5 separate regions of the Homo sapiens genome follow, and regions 2, 3, 4 and 5 are each linked to region 1. The links are chromatin contacts, found by Hi-C or POLR2A ChIA-PET in ENCODE. All regions are on one chromosome and are shown on one strand. Each heading gives the region's core, a stretch centred on a gene start or an enhancer-like site at or near the end of the contact. The rest is flanking DNA. Distances are from core to core; before and after follow the strand shown.

Region 1 (2,623 bases), core at 88-2,587:
TTATGCTAGATAGTAACAGCAGAAAGTTATCCCAGACTGCTCCGCGTTCACACGCTTCCCACCAACAAACCTCCTCCCAAGGCTATCCCACAACCTTTCTGAAGTAGCTTCCTGGATCAAGCCCCACGGGGCAGCTTGGAAGAGAAGCTGGGAGGGATGAGGGGCTCCACTAGCATTCCTTGTGGCTTCTGAGTGTAGCTGCCCTGGGTGTCACCTGCAGAGCGTGGATAGAGAAAAAGCAACAGTTCTAAGCCCAGCCTCTAATTGAGAGCCTGGGATCTAGCGCTGCTCCCCAGGACCAAGGTTGTTCAAGAAAGGCTGGGTCTAAGAGTCTCCCTCTGGGGAGGTCAGTACAGATTCCAAGGCAGACAGGGTTATCAAAGCGCCTAGAAGATGAGAACATTCATTGTTCAGAAAAACAAAAATTAGACTGACACCTTTCTGAAGGAACACAGCCTATCCATGGCACAAAAACAAATTTTTAATCAAGACACTCAAGAAGTAGGTATACTCCTGCTAAAAGTAACGCAGGTGCTGAGAAGAGGTGCCAAAACTGGCTGTTAGGAGTGGGAGGAGAGGAAAGTTGCAAGTGGAGACAGCAGCTACTGGCTTGAGGGGACCTCAGGGTCTGTCACAGTGGCAGCTGAAAAGCCTCTGGCCAAATGGACGCCAAGGACTACTATCATCACAGGTGACAAGATCACGGGTGAGTGTATCTGGGTGTGTGCTGGGGGGCTGAGGGGGGCTTGGTGGTGTAAGGAGATGGGGCTAGCCGGGGCAAGGAGCCCGCGGAGATGATCTTAAGCAATCTGAGAGGAGGGGTAAGAAAAAGCTGCGGAAAATAAAGGGGCCTAGACCACTCCTCCCTCGGTTCCGGGGGGACAGTTGGCGCGGAAGCGTTAGGAGGTACGAGGTACGGACTAACTACATTTCTGCAGGCCCCAGGAGGGGGCGGAGGGCGGTGGCTGGAAAGGAAAGGAAGCCGGGAGCGCCATCCGTGTCCCCGGAGATACTGGCTCCGGCCACCAGGAAACACAGAGACCACAACGTCTCGGCACCCTCAGTACACCGCCGCCACCCCTTCCCCAGGACACGGCGATTTCCCCAGACTCTGGGGGGCGGGGTCTCCGGTCCCTCCCCCTCCTCCCCGCCCTGCCCGGCTCTGCCCGATCTGGTCCGGCCCGGTCCAGCCCGGCCCGGCCCAGCCCAGCCCACTCAGGACTCACGGCTCCGACAGCTCCGGCGGCTCCTCCCCTGCCCCGGCTTCTCTCCCACCCACTCCCGACCGAAACAGCGCCGCCGGATCCGAGCCGCGCGGGGCCTAGCGGGTCGGAACACGTGGGGCCTTTGCGCCCGGAACCGGAAGCGATCGCTCGCCCCGCCTTCTCGCCGAGTAGGAGCCTTTCTAGGCTGTGGGAGGTTTGATCCTCTCTATGCGCCCTCCGCGGGTTGCGGCTCAGTGCTCCCCAAGGACCCAGTGCGAAGAAGCCTCGGACCCCACAGCTGCCGTCCGCGACCCCTAACTCCACTCTGCAGCGAATAAATTAACATCTTGGGCCTTTCATTTACAGGCATACCTTCTGCAAGGGTTTTCTTTTTCTTTTCTTTTTTCTTTTCTGTTTTTGATCTTTTGTGTGTTTGTTTTCATTTGGATACCTCTACGTGTTTTTCTTGATTTTTTTTTCTTTGCATTGTCCGCTGCAACATGGTAGAAAAGGGCAGCGTTAGGTTTGAATACTGGCTCTTGCAGTCACCATCAGCAGCAGGGCCTCGGCCGAATCTCTCCATCTTTGAACCCTATTGTGCATCATATAAAACGGGCATAATAATACCGTTACTCTGAGGACTAAATGATACATTGCACATGAACTGAATGGAACATCAGAAGCTCAGAAAGAAAATAGTTATGGTATCACTGTTCTTTCTTTTCCTTTGAGTGTTGCTTCGTATTTCTTTACTTTCAGGCTGTCTTCCCTGATCTCATTTGTTCATTTTTGTCCGTTCGGTGACCTTTCTGCCCATACTTGACATTTTCCTTTGCTCTCTGTCCCTTTTACCCTGTAAGTCACCACTCTCCACGTGCCATGTGCCACTTCCTTTTCATGGGACACATTGCTGGGATCTGTTTACTGGGTTTGAACCAAAGGATTAGTTACTTTTGGTGGAGTGGCAGTGTATTAGCGAAACAGAACTAATAGGTGTGAACCCAGAAGGCAGGACAACTCAAAGCGGGGAGGGGGCTTCCAGGTCATAGGTAGATAAGACACAAATGGTTGCATTGAGTTGCTGATTAGCCTCTCCGGAAGGAGGCAATCAGATATGCATTTATCTCAGTGAGCAGAGAGGTGACTTTGAATAGAAGGGGAGGCAGGTTTGCCCTAAGCAGTTCCCAGCATGAATTTTCCCTTTAGTGATTTTGGGGGCCCCAAATCACTTTCCTTTCACACGGGGTATGTATAAACATATAAAAGGAGATTTATTATAAGGAGTTGGCTTACATAATTATGGACGTTGAGAAGTCCCACCATCTGCTTACTGCAAGCTGGAGAAATAAGGAGGTTGGTGGTATAATTCAGTCTAAAGCTGAAGGCCTGAGAACTGGAAAGGGATTGAGGTGCTGGTG
Region 2 (2,623 bases), core at 77-2,576, 2.7 Mb before region 1:
GACCAAGAACCCACCAATTCCGGACACAATGCTAATGATCTCAGTGCTCTGAAAGCCAGTAATTCTTAAATTGCCAAGAAAGGCACTCTGTTCTCTGTGGAAGGGGGAGTAAAGCCCCTTCCTGAGCAACCTAAGATACAATTCTTGGCTAATCATCCCCTTTATACTCAGAGCAGTTTCTTTACCCATGACCTTCTGGCTTTTTTTTTTCCTCTCTACCCTGTCTAACCCTACCTATGGGATATGAGAAAACAAAACAGAATGACAAAAATAAGTCTCCAGGAACTGATGATGGTAAGGTGCTATTGGGTCTGTCCTAAATAATTTTGTTTCCCCCTTCTAGAAACCAATGCAGACATGCACATGCACATTACATCCCCCACGTCTTTTCTGGCACACACCACACAGAAGCACATACACTTTATGCACAAAGACATCTTCATCTCCTAGCACTTCAGGGGACATTCCCATACAAGGCTGAATTCACTTGGGGTTGAGCCAGCACCACGCCTATTCCATGTATGTTTCTGCAAAAGAAATGGACGAAGGAGTACATAAGCAATCACAGCTCAACAGTCAGATATAGTAATACTATGCATGGAGTTGGAGCAATAGCGTGGCATAAAGTGAAGTGCATGGACCCTGGTGCCAGCCTGACCTGGATTCAAATCTCACCCTGGTCACATTTACTAACTGGGTGGTCTTGGGCAGATCACTTAAGCACTCTGAACTTGTTTTCAATTCTATAAATACCATCTCTTTGGAGGGCTGTAAAAATTAAAAATAGCACATGCGCAGTGCCTGTACCTAGAAAGTGCTCAATAAATGAAAGCTGCTGTTACTACATTGGTGTTGGAAGCTCGGGATGCCACTTGTGAAGGGGGCACAGAAGAAAGGTCAGACTGCCACCATACCCTGAGGGCTCATCTAGTATAGTTCCCTCATTTTATGGTTGAGGACACTGAAGCCAGAGATAGGAAGAGACTTGGTCAAGGTCACACAGCAAATCAGTAACAGAGCCAGGCCAAGATTCCAAGTGTTTCTGGAAAGGTTCAGCCCAATGCTCTTTTCTGCAGCCCCTATTGTCCTCTGATATGACAATGTGTACTCCTGTTCTGCCCCTGGGGATTGTCCACTCAATGGGTGGGCACGAGAAAGAGCAGATGAGGTGTTTGTGGTAAAGCCTAAGCCAGTGCAGCCATCCCCGTCGCCATGGCAACCCCAGCGCGGTTGGGGAGGACCCGCTCCTCCGGCGCCCCCTCCCATTCACGCAGCGGACGTGACACGTGCGGCGGGGTCACGTGTTGTTGTTGGGCCGGGAAAGCTGCTTCCGGGTCAATGCAGGACACTGGGCTCCGGCGGCCAGAGTGGGGGACTAGGTGAAGCGGCGCCGGGCCGGGGCTGGCCGGGACCAGGCCCGAGGCTGAGCGGCGGCGACAGCGGTGGCCGGGAGGGGGGAGGAGAGGCGCAGCCAGAGGAGCCGCCGCAGTAGCTCCCCCGCCTCCCGGGCTGAGGGGTGAGTGGAGCCGGGCCCGCTGGCTCTGCCGGGCTCTCGAGGCCCGAGGCGTTCCCCTCTGGAGCCGAGGCGCGGAGGGTCGCTCCTGCAGGGTGCTGGGATAGGACACTCGGGGAAGGGTGAAAGCCACATGGGGCCTGTCTCGAGCAGCTGTGGGGATGGGAGACCTGCCCTGGGGCTAGAGGGAGGATGGGGCCTGCCTGGCCTGGGCTATGGCGGAGCTGGGAGGGTCTTGGGCTGGGCTGGGCTGGGCTGGGCTGGGGGACTGGTCCCGGGTTGGAGGAGGGCGTGTTGGGGAGCCTGCCCGGGTTCCTGGGAGAATCTAGGCGTCTCACCTTGCCCCAGCGTGGGGGATGGGTAGATGCCTCCCAGCTGTTAGAAGAGGGAGACGTGTCTGGGACTGCTGGGGAAATAGGAAACTTGTCTCTGAACTACTGAATCCCAGAAAAGAGGACATGTCCCCAGGGAGGTTTGCTGGGGGAAGGACGGGCATGTCTAGGCCCTTGGGACATTAGGCCTGCTCTTACCAGGGGCTGATAAAAGGATGTGGATGTGGTAATTGAATAAGGGCTTTTGGGAGAAAAGATTTGCCCCAAGGTTGGGAGACTGAGAACGAGGGTGTTGGACTGACAGGCGGGTGCCTTGTCGTGGGATCTTGGGGGAAGTAAGGATCTGTGTGGAGCTTCTCTGTTGAGTTCTAGGTCCGCTAGTAGGAAGACATTCTGGGAATTGGTGAAGAGAGGAGATTTAATAGTCTTTTCTTGGGACACAGTGATTCCAGAAGTTGTAGTTGAGGAAAGTTGGTTGGAAGTGTTGAACTGTATACAGTCAGTGGAGAAAGGAGGAGCTCTACTGTGAAGGTTGCTAGGCTACAAAGAGCTTGTAGGCAACGCCTAGGGCTGTTGAGAGAAGTTGGTAATGCTTTCAAGTCCAAATACAGGCTGAGCTGGGGCTTGTCCCTTGTTCATGTCATGCTGCTGTGGAGCTCTTACGTTTCCAGTAGTCTATCTTGAGCAAAGAGTATGAATAGGTGCTGAGGACTAAGGAAAACATTCACTCTTTGGGTCCTGAGATGCATTAGACCCAGATCTCTAGGGTGGTAGCTTT
Region 3 (2,623 bases), core at 73-2,572, 2.5 Mb after region 1:
CCAAAAAGCATTACCTTCTTCTAGCTAAAATGGGCCTTTTCCCTCTTTCACAAATGCATTTTTTAAATCAATCTTTCCTGATTCACTTCAGCTGTCCCTGACAACTACATGCAACATCTGTTGAAAGACATTTGAAGGTCCACTAAATTCCAGTCACTCTGGGGTTGTATGTTACATATACTCCAACATACATACACACACACACACACACACACACACACACCCCCTTTTTTCTTATGTATCATTTTCTCATTCCCAGTTCTGATGGAAGATAACCTTTAGTCTAGAACCACACAGCCTTTGTATATCTCTACAGCGATCCCTGTAGTCTGCACACAGCGTATTCTACGAATTGCTTACTGTCAGATGTTTAGAAAGGGAGGACTGTCTTATTTATTTATTTCTGTGTTCTCGGTGGTTCCTTATATTGGACGGTAGTTTACAAAAGTTTAATTAATTTGAATGCAAGGCTTTAGAGTGCACCACAAGTAACGTCTCAGTTTTCCTCGGTTGTAGCAGAAAGCAGCTGCAGGTTCCTCCACCTTTCCCGCGTGGTCCTTACCATGCACAGGGAGACCGTAGGGCTTATTGATGACCACAAGGTTCTTGTCCTGGTGGAGAATTCCTCGGGTCAGTGCCTTAGCAAGCACGTTGGGGTGGACTCGCTGCAGCTGCCGTGTGAACCGCACTATTTCTTGCACTCTCCGCTGAACAGCGTTTGTGGACACCTAGGGAGAAAGAAGGAGCCGTGGGGAATGCCTGGTGCGGAAGCCGTGGAGAAGACCTTCCATAAAGGTCTGGGTGAGAATCTGAGTAGGGAATGACTATCTTTGCATCAGACCCGCGCCGCCTTCGACTAATTTGAGAGCAGAGATACCCATCTGTCTAACCTGCGTACCGACGCAGTGGTTAGGACTGAGCCTGACAGTAGCCAAAGATCCAGCTCACGGGAAAACACCGTACCCTTACTGACCCCTCCCCTCCGCCTTCTCCCCATTCTCCCACCTTGCGTCCGGGCTATTGACTCACACGCTTTCACTCAGAGGACCCTCCTACCTACTCCCCGTCTGGGAAACCAATGAGCGCACTGCCTCTAGGGAGTTCTGGTCCCTTTGGACTCACCGGCTCCTTCTTTGTGTCTTGTTCCCGTTTCTGGGCTCGGAGCTTCTCCGCTAATCTCTGGGCATTTATGGCCGTAGAGGCAGCGGCAGCGGCACAAAATGGCTTTGAGACGAGAGTGAAGAGACTCCCGCAACCTTGGCCGTTTCCCCGGATCCAGGGGCCCGACGCGCTCCACCTGGGCGCCGCCATCTTACAAGGAAGGGCGGGGCGAGCCAAGACCACGTGGAGAAGGGCGACTACAATGAGGCGGGAGTGGGTGGGCCCTGCAGGTCACGTGGTGCGGGGTGGGGCCTGGGCGAGTCACGTGGGGACGGTGCGCGCTCAGTGCGGCTGCGCCGGCCGGTAGCTGCAGCTGGAGCAGTGGCGTTTGGAGGAGACTCGGTGAGTGTGTAGGGAAGCCGGGCTGGGGCTGGGAAATGCCGGTGCCTCAACGGTTTAACGTTTTCTGCGTCCCCGGGATTTCCGTTCAAGAAGAGCACTGGTCTGAGAAACGTTTCTCCTTTTGGTACACGATCCCACTCAAAAACTCCTCCCCGCCCCCGCGCCCCCTTAGGAGCGATGTCCCATAAACGCTCGCCCCAGAGCCCTCCTAGGCACCGACGCCGTCCCTCTTAGCCACTGAATCTCCGGTGATCCGCCAGTCCCCTGCGGGACGCGTCGGGGACCCTCTTGATCGGATGCCCGGATCTCTGTAGTCTCTCCACCCTTCATCTTCCAACTCCCAGCCTCTTTGTTTCGCGTTGTAACCTGTACCCTTCTCCTAAGGATGACGGCCCCTTCCCTTATCCAGGGCCCCCAGCACCTATTTCCTACTTAGGAAGCACTGTGAGTGTTTTTTCTGCCCTTCCTCAAGAATTCATTTCTTGGGGGTCTCCTCCCTACCTTCCCTACTCCTCCTAAAGAAAAAGCTGAAAGAACGGAGCACAGACCTTCACTTTTCCTGTTTCCTTTATTTTTCCTCTCCATAGTTTGCAACCACACCATACCTCCTCTCACGAGATGCGATGTTGGGATTCCCTTGCCCGAACTGCAGGCGACTCCCTCTGATTTCACTCAGGGGTGGCTGGGAAGATAAACATCTGTTTGGGATGGTAGTGTTAAAAATAACTTGGGATATACCTGCCATTTGTTAAGAGGAAAGCTTATGCTGAGTTCAGAAAGAATGTCCTGAAAACTAATGGATCTGTGACGATAGAAGGAACAATTTTTTAAGACTGCTTGGAATGAAGGCTGCCTGAGGAGTTATTAGAGAATAGGTAGTTGAATTAGATTTGGGTTCTACACCTCCTAAAGGGTTTGGCAGAAGGGAGCCGTACCAACAAGAAACAAAGTTGATCAGGTGGAGCTACTCATAGAAGACTCAAGTTGAAGAGTTTGAACTAGAGGTGATACGTAGTGAGGAGTCTTTGAAGCTTTTCGAGTAGGGCAGAGAGACTCCTTGAAAGTGGAATTCTGGAAATGAATCTGGCAGTTGAATGCAGGACAGATGGGGAAGGAAAGG
Region 4 (2,623 bases), core at 49-2,548, 2.3 Mb after region 1:
CCAAGTGTCAGTTGGGAATTTGAGGGTTATGTTATCAGCGCCGAAAGGAATCAGAATTCACTGACTTGGCGTCTTTCATCTTTACTGGCATAGGCCTGAAAATAAATCTCATGTGAGCTTTTAGTCCAACCTCCTGTTTTTCAAGGTGTCTGGTTTGGGACACAAAGGCTGACTTTCTGTTGATGAGGTTCTCTAAATTCTGGATTCCCACTGGAAAGCAGTCTGCCCTTAAAGCACCTGCCACCCTCTGTCGTCCTGATGAGGAAGGGCAGGCATTCTGGAAACAGCTCCTTTTGGAGAGCCTTCCACCTGATTTGGTGGGGTTAGGGAGAACAATGAAGGGAAGGGCAAGAGAGTCTATCTATCCCCCTCAGTGATTTATTGCTGAAATTCCTAGATGTGGAGAGAAAGCAACAAAGGTCTGGAAGCTGCCGACTGAAATAAATAGCGAGCTGTAATGTATTTAGCAAATGATAATGCAATCCACAGAAAGCTTTACAGAGGAGAAGGAAAAATACACTCCCTGGGGCTGGGAAGTCAGTGAGTCTTGTGAAGGCAGAGAAAGATACATTGTGCAGGAAATTTCTCTTGCTTCTCCCTACACATAAATCACTGTCTCTCGCGGGCGCTCTGCAGGGATGGAGATTGAGAGAGGCCAGGGACCCGGCTCCCTTGGGAAAACGCGCGGGCGCCCTAGCTCCCCGCTCTGCGGCATCTCACCTGCCCCCGAGGACCATCGTCAAGAAGAGGTTTCGTCGTGTCACTGACACCTCACCCCGCCTCCTCCCGCGAGGTGCCTCCGAGCCCCCGAGGACGCGGAACGCCGGGGCTCCCCGCCGGGCAAGCATCAGCATCCAGACCCCGCACGCAGCCCTGCACCCCCACGCCCTCCAGGGAACGCCGGCCCGCCCGTCCCCGGGACCTCCCGTCCCCTAAGCCAAGGCCCCCCAAGCCCAGTGCCCGCGCGCCACCCCTCCCTCCGACCCTGCGGCGGGACCCCCACCCCCGCACCTCTCCGCGGGGCTGGCTAAGCCTCCAGACCTCCTGCGCTGCAGCCGGCTCGGAAAGCCACCCCCAGGTCATCCCCCCGCGCGCGCGCGGCGGCGGCTACGGTGGCGGCGGCTGCGATCCGAACGGGCCCCTCCATGCACCGCGCAGGGCAGAGGAGGGAGCGGCGCCTCGCACGCCGGGGCTGGGGCGCTGGGCAGGGCGGGCGGGCGTGGGGTCCCGGGTCTCCTCGCACCTAGCCGCGCGAGCCGGGCTCCCGGGCTCAGGGGAGGGGAGCTGAGGGGCGGAGTCACCGGGGCGCGCCCCCGCGGCTGCGCTCCTCCCCGCCGGGGAGCGCGGGCACGTAACTCGGAGGGTGCTGGGCCGGCCCGGAGCACGCGAGCAGCGGGAGGAGGGACCGGGGAATGACTGACGGAGGCGGGCCGTAGAGGCCGCTGTGCCCCGCCGGCCCGCACCCGGCCGGAGTGTGCGCGCGCAGCCTGCCAGATCAGCGGCGGGGGCACGGGCCGTACCAAGTGACGGAGGGGGGCACGCTCTGGGCAGGACCCTCTCCTCGTCATTGACCTGCCTACTCTGCAAGAGAGATACCCCAGGGGAGCATAGAAGAGGCTTTTCTTGGGTGTAGGACAGGTAAGGGTGAGTTGCCTTACCAAGTCACGGAGATTCCCATCATGCCTGCACTCACGCTCCCCTCACCTTTCATTCCCTTGGAGAGACGGCTCTTCTGGCAGGTCTCCAAATGGTCGACTCTGTCCCCCGAGGCCCCGCCCTAGCCTCGTTCGGGCCCCGCCCTAGCCTCGTTCGGGCCCCGCCCTAGCCTCGTTCAGGCCCCGCCCCTCGCCCCGCCCCGCCCCTCGCCTCTACCTAAGTTCTCTGAGCCGCCAACGGGTGCATCCCTTCTCCCGGTTCTTGCCTGGTCTCTCTTAGGGTTCCAGCGGCCCACCGCTTATACCTCCTTCGCCTTTCCACCACTTTCCATGTTTAATTCCTTAGGCAGCTTCATCTGATTCCCCCACCACCACCCACCCGCCCTGCCTGCACATAAACGCAAGCAGGTAGCAAAACTCAGGGGCTAGGAGAGGCGTGGTGTGAGCCTTTGGCCCCAGAGTCTTTCCAACTCGTCCGTTGGACCTGCCCCAAGTTATCTGAACTCAATGAACTTCAGTTGTTCAAACAGAAAAAGGAAAAATAAATTTCTATTCAAAATGTTGCTGTGAAGCGTAAATACGATACTTTGTGAAAAGCACCTGCCACTCAGTGGGCATTCAAGGACTGTAACTTCTTTATAAATTGTTATTATTAGCAGTTAGCTCTTTTTTTTCCCCATCATCATTACTTACTATTAGCTTAACTACAAAAGGATCCCTAATAATAGTTAAGTTTATAAATACTCAGTACTGAACTTCAGGAGAAATATGCCAGTCCTCCCTTACCTTCTTACGTGAATTTTAAAAAGAAATGCTTTGAAAGTGTGGTATTGTTCAAGCAGGTTAGCTTTCTGCATTAGCTAGATTCAGGGTTTTTGTAAAGCCCCTGGAAAGAAAGTCAGTACAGGACGGAAAAAAAAAACACAATTTTTTTTCTTAAGACGGAGTCTCACTCTGTCGCCCAGGCT
Region 5 (2,623 bases), core at 86-2,585, 2.1 Mb after region 1:
TACGAAGTGTTTGGAGGAAAAGGATTAAACATTTCTCCCCTCCCACTGAATCCTGGATTTAAGAAATGGTGTAAGATGAACTTGACAACTAGCACCTATTTGTTTAAGGTGGAAAATGCAATGCTCAGGACTCAAGACCAGTTGAGATAGGTTTGCTTGGTATTGACTAGGATATTGAACCCTGAGGGCCTCTCCTCTTGCTTTTACAGATCTCATCCTCAGCAATCCCCAAGCACTAGATTTTTTTTTTTTTTTTTTTTTTTTTTTTTACAGGTACAGATGCAAAAAGAGTTAAAACATCGGGTTTAAAAAAAAAATTAGTGGCTGGGCACAGAGGCTCACAACTGTAATCCCAGAGCTTTGGGAGGCCGAGGGGGTAGAATCACCTGACTAACATGGTGAAACCCCATCTCTACTAAAAATACAAAATTAGCCGGGCATGGTGGTGCTCGCCCGTAATCCCAGCTGCTCGGGAGGCTGAGGCAGGAGAATCGCTTGAACCTGGGAGGCAGAGGTTACAGAGAGCTGAGATCGCGCCACTACTCTCCAGCCTGGGCAACTGGGCAACAAGAGGGAAACTCCGTCTCAAAAAAAAAAAAAAAAAAAAGTTGAGAGTAACACCATGTGAAGGAGACAGGCACATTCCAAAAGAAAACAAGTGCATGTCGGAGCAAGGCAGTCGGTGGCTGGAGCACAGTTAGAGTAACGTGGGAGGAGCTGTGGAGACGCAGCCACGGGTCACGCCAGGGCCCTGCACACCATGCAGAGGAAAGGAAGAGCTCAGTGCGCCAGGGTTTCATACAGCCGCTCTCTCAGGCCCCAAGGAAACGTCTAGAGCGCACAGGCGGACTCACCCCAGACTGTTCGAACCGTCCCTGAGCGCCCGCCCTCGTCTCCCGGCACCACTGGCCCCGCAGCAGCCAGTTGAGAAGGGCGGAGGCTGATTCCAATGAAGTGGCAGACCGTTAGGCGGCCTCTCCAAAAAGCCAGCTATGTCGCCGTTAGCCAAGGTTTGAGGGTCTTCTCCTTCTCTTCGAGGGCCCAACCTCCCCTCCAGATTTAGTACACCAGAGGCGTCGCAGCAACGGCTGCTGCCTGCGCGCCTCAGCTAGGCGGGCTCGGATATTTTTAAGGCCACATTGGAAATCCCGGGCATGCTCCCGCCGGCGGAGAAGGCCCAGACAAAATGTGCGCCAATCAGGATACAGACTTGGAGGACGTTTACCCTCAGGACCAATAAGAGGGAGGGCGGACCGGGCCAAGGGTGCCGGTTCGCTCTCCGGATTTAAACCTCAGCGGTCGGCGGTTAACCGCAGGCTCGGCGCGTGGGCCGGCAGTGCGCCTGCGCAAGTTACGCGAAAGCTAACAGAATCTGCGGTGCTCTGCTGGCGACTGGCAGGACGCGGTGCAGAGAGCGGACTTCCGCGACGCGGGTAAGCCGGGCGAAGGCCGGAAGCGGAGGGACGCGGGGACCTGGTGGCTGCCGGCCCACTGCGGCGGGAGCCCTCGCTCCTTTTCCCACCGTCGGGACGGTGCAGAGTGGCAGCTTCCCTCCGTGGATTCCAGGTCCTGCCTGGCGAGCCGTCCCCAACGTCTGCGTTCCTGAGGGAGGCGGCCGGGGCAGCGTGAGCTACAGGCGATGTGCGCGGCGGGCCGCAGCCCCTGGAGGTCACGGTGTGCGCTGGCCGCCGCCGCGGTCTTTGCCCCGGTGGCCTTTCTGAGCTCCTGGGCCGCGCCCCTGGGACCAGGCGGAGGCCGGGGACGGCCCCAGGGCTGGAGGGGAGTCCCGAAGGCCGCTAGCGACCTGGGTCCAAGCCACGCCCACGGCCAGGCGGGGCGACTGCGAGCTTTGCCGTTGAAAGGCGGAGCGTGTCTTGTCGCCTTCTAGCTGCACCTTTTGTGGACTGCAGCATGGAACCGTCCAAGGTGTTTGTCCACCCCGAAATGGAAATAAATCTTTTTTATTCTAAACAGTATACAATCTCACTAAGCAGGCAAAGAAAAACATTAAGATATCTTTTTAGATTGGTAAGATTTTTCAGTACCCCATGCTGCTGAGAGAGTGAAGAAATGAAAGCAAGCACCTTTATGGCCTGTGTGCTGGGGATAATCTGTTTTTCTAGAGGGCAGTTTGGCATTATAAATCAGAATTCAGGCCGGGCGCGGTGGCTCACGCCTGTTACCCCAGCACTTTGGGAGGCCGAGGTGGGCGGATCACGTGAGGTCAGGAGTTCGAGACCAGCCCGACCAATACGGTGAAACCCCGTCTCTACTAAAAATACAAAAATTGGCCGGGCTTGGTGGCGGGCGCCTGTAGTCCCAGCTCCTCGGGAGGCCGAGACAGGAGAATCTCTTGAACCCGGGAGGGAGAGGTTGCAGTGAGCCGAGATCGCGCCACTGCACTCCAGCCTGGGCGACCGAGCAAGACTCTTGTCTCAAAAAAAAAAAAAAAAAAGAGAAAAGAAAAACATAAATCAGAATTCAAGTAGTACCATAACTTCTAAGTCATAATCCAATTCCAGGAGTTTATTCCAAGGACATAAATCGGACAAGAATGCAAACATAGTATGTACATGTTTTTAGCAATCCGAGCAACATTTAGTACGTGTAAAGAAGAAAGAAA

Evidence for each region. Hi-C counts contacts between places; a loop is a spot of excess contacts on that map. ChIA-PET counts read pairs that join two places held with the same protein, here RNA polymerase II (POLR2A). Pooled maps may share reads with other maps.
Region 2: a map of CD4-positive, alpha-beta T cell shows a loop between it and region 1 (8-fold over the local background). The contact joins the promoter of TBCEL-TECTA here to the promoter of ZNF202 in region 1. A Hi-C loop is called at or near these places in 1 of 168 maps with a recorded cell type or tissue (CD4-positive, alpha-beta T cell) and 5 of 50 pooled maps. POLR2A ChIA-PET finds 5 or more read pairs at or near these places in 1 of 52 experiments (Caco-2).
Region 3: a map of CD8-positive, alpha-beta T cell shows a loop between it and region 1 (14-fold over the local background). The contact joins the promoter of RPUSD4 here to the promoter of ZNF202 in region 1. A Hi-C loop is called at or near these places in 2 of 168 maps with a recorded cell type or tissue (CD8-positive, alpha-beta T cell and naive thymus-derived CD4-positive, alpha-beta T cell) and 12 of 50 pooled maps.
Region 4: a map of CD8-positive, alpha-beta T cell shows a loop between it and region 1 (8-fold over the local background). The contact joins the promoter of CDON here to the promoter of ZNF202 in region 1. A Hi-C loop is called at or near these places in 3 of 168 maps with a recorded cell type or tissue (CD4-positive, alpha-beta memory T cell, CD8-positive, alpha-beta T cell and naive thymus-derived CD4-positive, alpha-beta T cell) and 11 of 50 pooled maps.
Region 5: a map of B cell shows a loop between it and region 1 (18-fold over the local background). The contact joins the promoter of HYLS1 here to the promoter of ZNF202 in region 1. A Hi-C loop is called at or near these places in 2 of 168 maps with a recorded cell type or tissue (B cell and naive thymus-derived CD4-positive, alpha-beta T cell) and 12 of 50 pooled maps.

The regions. Positions count from the first base shown.
Region 1 is chr11:123,740,323-123,742,945 of GRCh38, forward strand. ZNF202 (zinc finger protein 202) reads right to left here and starts at 1,338. Exons shown (of 9, transcript NM_003455.4): 1 at 1,227-1,338; 2 at 95-214. RefSeq lists enhancers at 724-933, 1,923-2,520 and silencers at 1,114-1,243, 1,284-1,333.
Region 2 is chr11:121,022,776-121,025,398 of GRCh38, forward strand. TBCEL-TECTA (TBCEL-TECTA readthrough) reads left to right here and starts at 1,327. Exons shown (of 30, transcript NM_001378761.1): 1 at 1,327-1,516. TBCEL (tubulin folding cofactor E like) reads left to right here and starts at 1,327. Exons shown (of 9, transcript NM_001363644.2): 1 at 1,327-1,516. RefSeq lists silencers at 1,141-1,290, 1,311-1,580.
Region 3 is chr11:126,210,328-126,212,950 of GRCh38, forward strand. RPUSD4 (RNA pseudouridine synthase D4) reads right to left here and starts at 1,323. Exons shown (of 7, transcript NM_032795.3): 1 at 1,123-1,323; 2 at 563-728. The coding sequence starts at 1,311. It overlaps FAM118B (family with sequence similarity 118 member B), which reads left to right and starts at 1,455. Exons shown (of 9, transcript NM_024556.4): 1 at 1,455-1,503. RefSeq lists an enhancer at 1,108-1,337.
Region 4 is chr11:126,061,568-126,064,190 of GRCh38, forward strand. It overlaps CDON (cell adhesion associated, oncogene regulated), which reads right to left and starts at 1,299. Exons shown (of 20, transcript NM_001378964.1): 1 at 1,012-1,299. RefSeq lists silencers at 1,057-1,726, 1,797-1,886.
Region 5 is chr11:125,886,333-125,888,955 of GRCh38, forward strand. HYLS1 (HYLS1 centriolar and ciliogenesis associated) reads left to right here and starts at 1,336. Exons shown (of 3, transcript NM_001134793.2): 1 at 1,336-1,433. RefSeq lists an enhancer at 1,044-1,093 and silencers at 1,234-1,283, 1,374-1,423, 1,524-1,913.